Linked DNA regions of Mus musculus: regions 1 and 3 are each linked to region 2. The links are chromatin loops, found by intact Hi-C in ENCODE. Cell type or tissue: left cerebral cortex. All regions are shown on one strand. Region 1 holds the start of Htd2 (hydroxyacyl-thioester dehydratase type 2). Region 2 overlaps Dnase1l3 (deoxyribonuclease 1-like 3). Region 3 has its middle 20 kb from the start of Fam107a.

Region 1 (2,500 bases), 120 kb after region 2:
CCTGTCTCGAAAAACCAAAAACCAAAAACCAAAACCAAAAACAAAACACTCATAAAATCTCAGATAATAATCACTGACAAAAGATTTCTTCAAAGCTTAGGTACCATAACTTCCGATTCATGTCAGATACAATAGTTCTGCTAAAATTCTGCTATAATTACCAAAATACAAACTAGTTTTGAGAAAGAAAATGCCCCTCTCTGGGGTCTGTGTTAGCTTTTCCCCCTTATTCCCCAACAAGCCTTGTTTCCTCTGGGCAGGAAGGAGAGGAAACAGAGGCCACGACTTCAGAGCATGGCCAAGGCAGGAATGAAAGCTTAGGGGACAAAAATATCAGGTTTTTTTTCCCCAATTACAGGAAAGGCCCCAACTTACCTGGGCACAGGCTTGGCTGTGCAAGGCATACTGTTACCATCACTACTGTGTCCCACTCAGGCCAAATCAACGCTCATCTTTTTAGTAAACTCAAGCTGTGTGACCACTGGTGCCAAGGACTGCAATATGGTGATGAGCCATCACCAAGTTCCCATACCCAGAGACTACCTCAGAAGGCAGTTGGGTTAAGATGGTGCTCCTGAACTAGTCTGGACAACACTGGCTGCTTTAGTTAGGGTTTTACTGCTGTGAACAGATACCATGACCAAGGCAACTCTTATAAAGGACATTTAATTGGGGCTGGCTTACAGGTTCAGAGGTTCAGTTCATTATCATCAAGGTGGGAGCATGGCAGCCTCCAGGCTGAGGTGATAGTTCTACATCTTCATCTGAAGGCTTCTAGCAGAAGACTGGCTTCCAGGCAGCTAGGATGAAGGTCTTAAAGCCCACGCCCACAGTGACACACCTACTCCAACAGTGCCACTCCCTGGGCCTAGCATATACAAATATCATACTGGCCAAAGCAGATAATCTGTATTAACACTGGCAACCATCAAAGGCAGACAATTTAGTCTCTCTCTGGCCTTCAGTTCCCTTATGTAAAACAGGGACTATTGCAATAATAGCTGCCTTAAGGTTGCTTGAGGGTTCCATTAGATCACTTACGTGAAATCTTCTGCACAATGCCTGGCCCAAACGTAAATATTAGTTGCTATTATAACTGTTAAATATACACGGTATGTCACATGAATACAAGGACCATATCCTATTCTCCGGAGTTGCCAGCACTCAGAATAGTCGCTAATGCATAACGGATTCTGACTTGGTGATTAGATACAGAAGTGGAATTACTTACATCTGGAAATAGGAGCAGCTGGATTTTTCCACATCAAAACAGAATCTCTAGTGTATGTTAGGAGCCACATTGGGAAACTGACAGACGATCTTGTCTTTAGTGCGTGACACGGATGTTCCTGAGATGGCAAGGCTCAGATTTAGCTTGGTGGTAGAGGACTTGCTTAGTATAGACAAGGTTGTGGTTTTGATCCCTGGCATTGCAAAAAAGAAAAAGAAAGAGAAAGCAAGAAAGGAGAGGGGTTGTTTGATATAACCTGTTGAGCATAAATGTAGAAATAAATGACCATGAAGAGTGTCTGACGACAGTTCCGAGGGTGGACGCTAGAGGGCGCAGAACCTGTTCGTCCTCAGCCCCCGCTGAGGGTTACGCACTAGTTCAGTGACCGACGCGGCGCGGTGACGCCACGTCCTGTTATGCGTCTGTGGGGCGGTGCGAATGTAAATATCACCAGTTTTCCAGGTCCGAACTTGGGCTGCTGCGTGGGAACTCCGACCCATGCCGAATTCTAGCGGCGTGCAAGAGTCAGGAACGCGGTTATTCCAGTGATCCTCTCCGTCCTGGGCCGAGGCGGTTTAGCCTCGCGGGGCAGGTGCGCATGCGCGACGCGGGAGCACGAGGTGGAAGTGTGGCGGACCTCAGGTTCTTCGCTGCTGTAGTGTCAGTCTGAGAGCCACCGCCGGGCTCTGTACAGCGCGGCTTAGGTCCCGGATACAGGCGGTGACCGGGAGGGCTGATCCGGCCGTTTGCTGGGCTCACTGCCCTTGATGTGGGCGCAAAGTCAGTAGCGATTGTTAATGGAGCAAGGTTGGGAACAATCTTACTCTTCGGCAGTAGGGGATCGGCTTTTTAAACAATTGCTTTAGTTATGTCTTGTGTCCCCCAAATGTTCAAGACACCGGTTCGTGAGTTCGTGAGAAGCACTAGGGTATGAAGCAGATCTCTGTTTCGGAGTGCAGACACTGAAGCAGAAGGGGAGAACTTGCAAGAACTAGGCAAGGAGGGTATGGTACCATAATAGATAGGATGGGCAGTGGGACACATTGAGTAAGATCAGAGAGGCTGGAGAGTGTGAGACACGTGGCTACCCAGAGGCGATGCCGAGGCCAAGAGGAGGAGGAAGCCCAGAGTGTTAGGTCTTAAGAAATTGTTTCAACACGCCTTTAATTCCAGCGCCTAGGAGGCAGTGGCAGGTGATCTGTGAGTTTCAGGACTCCGTTACACAGAGGAATAAACGCTAAACAAACAAACAAATTAATTAATCCTTTC
Region 2 (2,500 bases):
TTACATAAGAAGCCAGACATTTGCCTCATACCTGTAACGCCAGCAGGGCAGTCAGGAGGATCACTAGGGTTAAGTTTCAGAGAGAGCCTGCCTGAAAGAAATAGGTGTAAAGTCATAGCGGATGATACTCAGCAACCTCTTCTGGCTGTAGGCATGCAGAGTCCCTCACGTATGCTCGCAGACATTCACACAGAAAGACCAAAAAGGGAGAGAGGAAGGATGGAAGGAAGGAGGGACAGAACGAAGGAAGGGCAGGCAGACAGATGGACATTTGTATATTTAATAAACACCCATATGGGACTTGCAGACATTTTTCTAAGCTTGCATCTCCAAGTGAGTATTCATGCACCACATGTGTAACTGAGCACTTTAAATGTCTTTCCCACATTAAGATGTTCTCTGAGTGTAAAAGGCTCCTGGGTTTTTGTTTGTTTGAAGATTTAGGGTGGCAGGAAACGTGAACAAGACCACCAGTAATTCTAAGATTGCAAAGGCAGAGTGTTTAAATCCATCTTCCTGTGAAGGCCTGCAGAGTGAGTGTTTTCAGGCTTGTGAGCCATCTGGTCCCACTCATACAGATGTTCAACTGTGCTGCTGTGTGGCAGAAACAGGCCGGAAGCATTGGAAAGCACTGGGCATAGCTGTGTTCCCATAAACAACAAAAATCAAAACCAAAGGCACATAGGCTAGATTTGACCCCCACACATGGACCGTCGGGCTTCCATTTATAAAATACGTTTTTGGGGTTTTTTTTGTTTACTTTTACTTTTAAAAAATATGGCTGCTAGATCATTTCAGGTTGTGTATTGGCTGGTGGGTGTTTGTTTCAGACACATCTAATCTGATACAACTCAGGGTTGACGACGATGAAGGACGCATGTGAGAACATGTGCGTGTATGTGTGGGACAAACGTGTGAATTTCCACAAGTGACATCTGATGCTATCCACATTCTGTAGTTGAGAAGTCAAACAACTTTCCCAAGGTCACACAGCTAGAGAATACAGAGCCCAGAGCACGAGAGCCTAGAGAGGACTCCCTATGCCCTACTCTTGCATGGAGTCCCGACACAAAGGGCACTGGCTGCTTCCTAGATCGTCATCCTAAATTACCTTGTTATTTTATTTATTTTTATTTTTATGTGCATTGGCGTTTTGCCTGCATGCATGTCTATGTGAGGGTGTCAGACCTTCAAGTTACAGACTCTTGAGAGCTGCCATGTGGGTGCTAGGAATTGAACCTTAATCAGAAGTTCCCAGAAAAGTCACCAGGTGGCGATAGAAGACCATGTATGCTGGTCTTGGCCCAGACTTTCCCTGTTGGAGCTCAACTTGGGTTCCCTCACCCGAGTTAGAGGATGCTCAGGAGAACATGACCTTTGGAGGCACACAGACCTATATTTGATTTTGGCTCTGCTGGCAAAGGCAATTAGGTATCCTGTTAGGACTCTCCTGGGCCCTAGCTGGACTTCCATTCCTAGGTTCATTCCTTTATCAAAAAAAAAAGTTGAAAAATTATATTTTATATCTATGTTGGTTACAAAAAATTAGCATTGTATAATGCATTTTTTTCTTCAACTAGAAATGTATCACTTCTGTGACCCCCTAAAATTATTGTGTTCCCCAGTACACACCCAGAACCTGTGCCTACCTGTGTCTAGTAAACGTCAGCTCTGGGCTCTGTATTCTCTAGCTGTGTGATCTTGGGAAAGTTGTTTGACTTCTCAACTACAGAATGTGAATAACATCAGACATCACTTGTGATCAGAATTCCATGAGATGGTTAAGGCTACAACTTTTTACATCGATATTCTAATTTTATTACATTTATTTATTGGGGGCATGTTTACATGTGGAGAGATCTGAGAATGGCGTGATGGACTTGACCCTTTCCTTCCATCGTGCCCATTCTGGAGATCAAATTCAAGTTGCCAGAGTTGTCAGCGAAGGTCTTTACCCTCTGAGCCATCCCACTGCCCAGGCAACACATTTTTAGGGCACAGCCTAGAGGCTGGGGCTGGGGCCCAGCAAGTAGAGTGCTTGTGTAGCACACACAAAGTGCTTGCTTAGTCCTGTCTGAGCACTGCATGAAACGCTGAGTGGTGGCTGGCATCTATAAGGCTGGCACTCATCCAGTGGGAAGGTGGAAACAGGAGGGTCAGAGTTCAAGGTCATCCTCAGAAAGGAGAGAAGGAAGGGAGGGGGACATAAAAGCAGGAGTTTGTACAACACTCAGTCAGGAAGAGTGAAAATAACTCCTCTGTCTGTCTGAGTTTGGCAGAGTGACAGCTTGCAGAGACCCTCATTTGTATCTCTAACCTGCCACTGGGCAGAGGCAGAAGAGCATTAGTATGGGTCGAAACTTCAGGGTGTCTGGACCCGTTGACTCCCAAGCCAGAGGCATGGAAAGGGCCTTTTGATGTCCAGTCCACCTCCTCCCCATCTCCCTGTTAGTGAGTCCCAAGCCCATTGCCTGGGACCTGGGGTTCCTCTCCTAGCCAC
Region 3 (2,500 bases), 360 kb after region 2:
AAGACGCTTGATGTTGACCTCTGGTCTTTGTACATGTGTGTACACATGTACCCAAACATAAACACTAACATACACAAACATGTATACATACATACCCATACACCAAAAAAAAGATAGTCAATAAAGTAAATATTCTGAGATAGGGGCCTCTATACAATGTACAGTTGGGGCTAAAATTGTGTATATGACATTTGTAGTGTTATACTATATATTTTGGTATTGCTTATATATTTACACTTACACACATATATATGCAATTATATGTATCAGTTATACATGTTTATATGTACATATGTGTCTGCATATCGACATTATATAAATATCTATGTAGAAATCATTTGGAAGGATATAATTTAAAATTTCTTCAGGAATTATACTTAAGTGGTAGGGGGATTTTATTCTTTTATTAATTCATTTGTAGTTCTTTGCATTCTTTGAGTTTTTTAAAGATTGAACTTTTGTTGCTTTTATTGGAAAAGTAATTTACTACTATTAAGTAAGGCATACAAGGAGGCTGGTAATCTTTCTTCACTGTGTTAGCCAGTCCAAATGCAACCCTTCTTGCACACCAAGGCTATCCTGAGCCTCAGGCCCAGCCTTAACTATGATAATTATGGGGGGAAGGATGGTAATGGTGCCAACTTACTGAGCATCTGCCATGTGTAGGCATTGGCATTCTTTTGCTGAATCCTCCCTGTAGCTTGGAGGAGATGGGAGATAGGAGAAGGGGTCTGGGATGGGAATGGCTTGGGGCAGAAGATTTATTGCAGGACAGTTCTTATAGGGGGCCAGTAAAGAATCAGGGAACCAATTATGTATGGCAGGGGAGGCGGTTGAGAAACTGATGTGGGGTCCTGTGAGTACAGCCTCAGTCATGGAGAATCTAGAGAGGTATGGTGCCACAGCACTGATGCCCTTGAAGCAGCGGGAATGCACTTCGATACTCCCCACCATTAGTCATTGGCTATTGCACTCTGGAAAGAGGGTTCCCTGATGTGTGCCCAGCCCAAACACCATTGGATGCAGTGCTCCCTACCAGCCATGATCTAATTTCTCTGTGAAGCGAGCCAGCAGTGGGATGGATGGGTGTTCTGGCTTTGCGGAGAGGGTCTGAGTGGAACATACATCTACAATTAACACTCACATTTTACAAGTGGGACTGTAGAATGTGGTCCACGTTGCCTAAAGAGGTTGAAGTAATTTGCCTAAAGCCAGCCAGCTAATAAGGACTGGGTTTAGAGTTCAGGCTTGAAGCCATGCCATTGTACCAAGGCTAGATTGCTTATTGAAAAGGAAAAGAAATGGCGGGTGTGGGTAGAGGTCCTCCCAGTGTTACAAGCTACCAGATGCCCTTGCACTAGCCCTCTTCACAGCCGCACCTCAGATGAGTGGTTGCCAAGAGGGCTTTGAGGAAGGGAAGCCTTTGTGCTTCTGTAAGGGCTTGTGCTGCCAGTTGCTAGGAGACATTTCTTCAGAAAGTTTCCTTCGGAAAATGAGCTCAGGCTCAGCCCACAGCCCAGCATTGTTATACCCAGAGAAGAACATCCCCATGTTGGCAGCAGATCTGATTCCGTCTCTAACTGCCTCTTACTGGCTCTAGCTCAGAGCTTATCTTGGACTATGCTAGGCACACTCAGACTCCCCAAGAGAAAGGGCCCTCTGAGGTGATCTGCCTGCACCCCCACTTCATAGACGAGGCAAGCAAGGCAGGAGCTGAAGAACCCATACTGCGAGTCAGTGCAGAGAGGATGGTCCTCGCTCATCACTGCACATGCTGGCTTCCCATGGGCCCTGCTGTACAGTCAGTAGGAACTCAGTAGGTGAGGCAGTTAGAGGAACAACAGCTGACATTTACTGGGAATTATGATGTGTCAAACACCAGGCTATGTCTTGTGAGCACAGCCTTTAATCTTCAGACTCTGTGTGCTGACTCTGGCCCAGGGTCATTTTGACATTAGTGTTGTTTTTGTTTTTGTTTTTGTAGTGAAAGGTCCCATGATCTTACTTCTCTGTTTGTCTACAAGAAGCTGATCTTATCCTGGACATTGTTTAGATTCTGAATTCTGTTCTTTTCCTGAGAAAAGGGTTACACATGGTCTCAGCAGGTAGTAAAAGCTCTAAGCAATTCTCTGTGGGTCCCTGGTCTGCTTCCCCACGTGTCTAATACAGGGGCTGGTTTTGCTTGTTATTAGGGAAGGATTTGTGTGTAAAGCTCTGGCTAGTTCCCAAGTCCTTCAGATGTGACTGGCTCCTGGCAAACTTTCTCCTCTGAAAATCCTGAGGGATTTGATCTTAGCAGGACAGGAGGGGGGTCTCTAACTGCCTCATCCCCGTGTCCCTAAGGAGAGCGTTTCTGGTGACTCAGGTGGGTGGATGGGAGGAAACATCCTGCGTCTGCCTCCCCTGCCTGCCCTCGAGTAACACGGGCCACCTTCACTCTCCTAAGAGCTCACCTTCACTAAGGCCACCTTCACTCTCCTAAGAGCTCACCTTTGGTGAA

The links. Hi-C counts contacts between places; a loop is a spot of excess contacts. Peaks named below come from ENCODE experiments on the same cell type or tissue, not always from the same donor. Only the 100,000 strongest peaks of a DNase experiment are listed, where the experiment ranks them.
Region 1: it touches region 2 in a loop (2.8-fold over the local background); 2 of 42 quality-filtered maps call a loop at or near these places.
Region 3: it touches region 2 in a loop (2.6-fold over the local background); 19 of 42 quality-filtered maps call a loop at or near these places.

What each region holds. Positions count from the first base shown.
Region 1 is chr14:8,078,690-8,081,189 of GRCm38, forward strand. Htd2 (hydroxyacyl-thioester dehydratase type 2) reads left to right here and starts at 1,624. Exons shown (of 6, transcript NM_001348727.1): 1 at 1,624-1,823. Rpp14 (ribonuclease P 14 subunit) reads left to right here and starts at 1,624. Exons shown (of 6, transcript NM_025938.4): 1 at 1,624-1,823. In left cerebral cortex, a CTCF peak has its summit at 1,553 (motif pointing right); DNase peaks (open chromatin) are centred at 1,608 and 2,284; H3K4me3 peaks cover 993 bases; H3K27ac peaks cover 841 bases.
Region 2 is chr14:7,963,393-7,965,892 of GRCm38, forward strand. It overlaps Dnase1l3 (deoxyribonuclease 1-like 3), which reads right to left. Exons shown (of 8, transcript NM_007870.3): 8 at 1,795-2,500. Among named protein-coding and RNA genes, the nearest start is that of Gm45521, 7.3 kb to the left of the region's middle. In left cerebral cortex, a CTCF peak has its summit at 1,259 (motif pointing right); a DNase peak (open chromatin) is centred at 1,269.
Region 3 is chr14:8,328,288-8,330,787 of GRCm38, forward strand. No RefSeq gene overlaps it. Among named protein-coding and RNA genes, the nearest start is that of Fam107a, 20 kb to the left of the region's middle. In left cerebral cortex, no CTCF peak of the experiment used is centred here; a DNase peak (open chromatin) is centred at 1,519.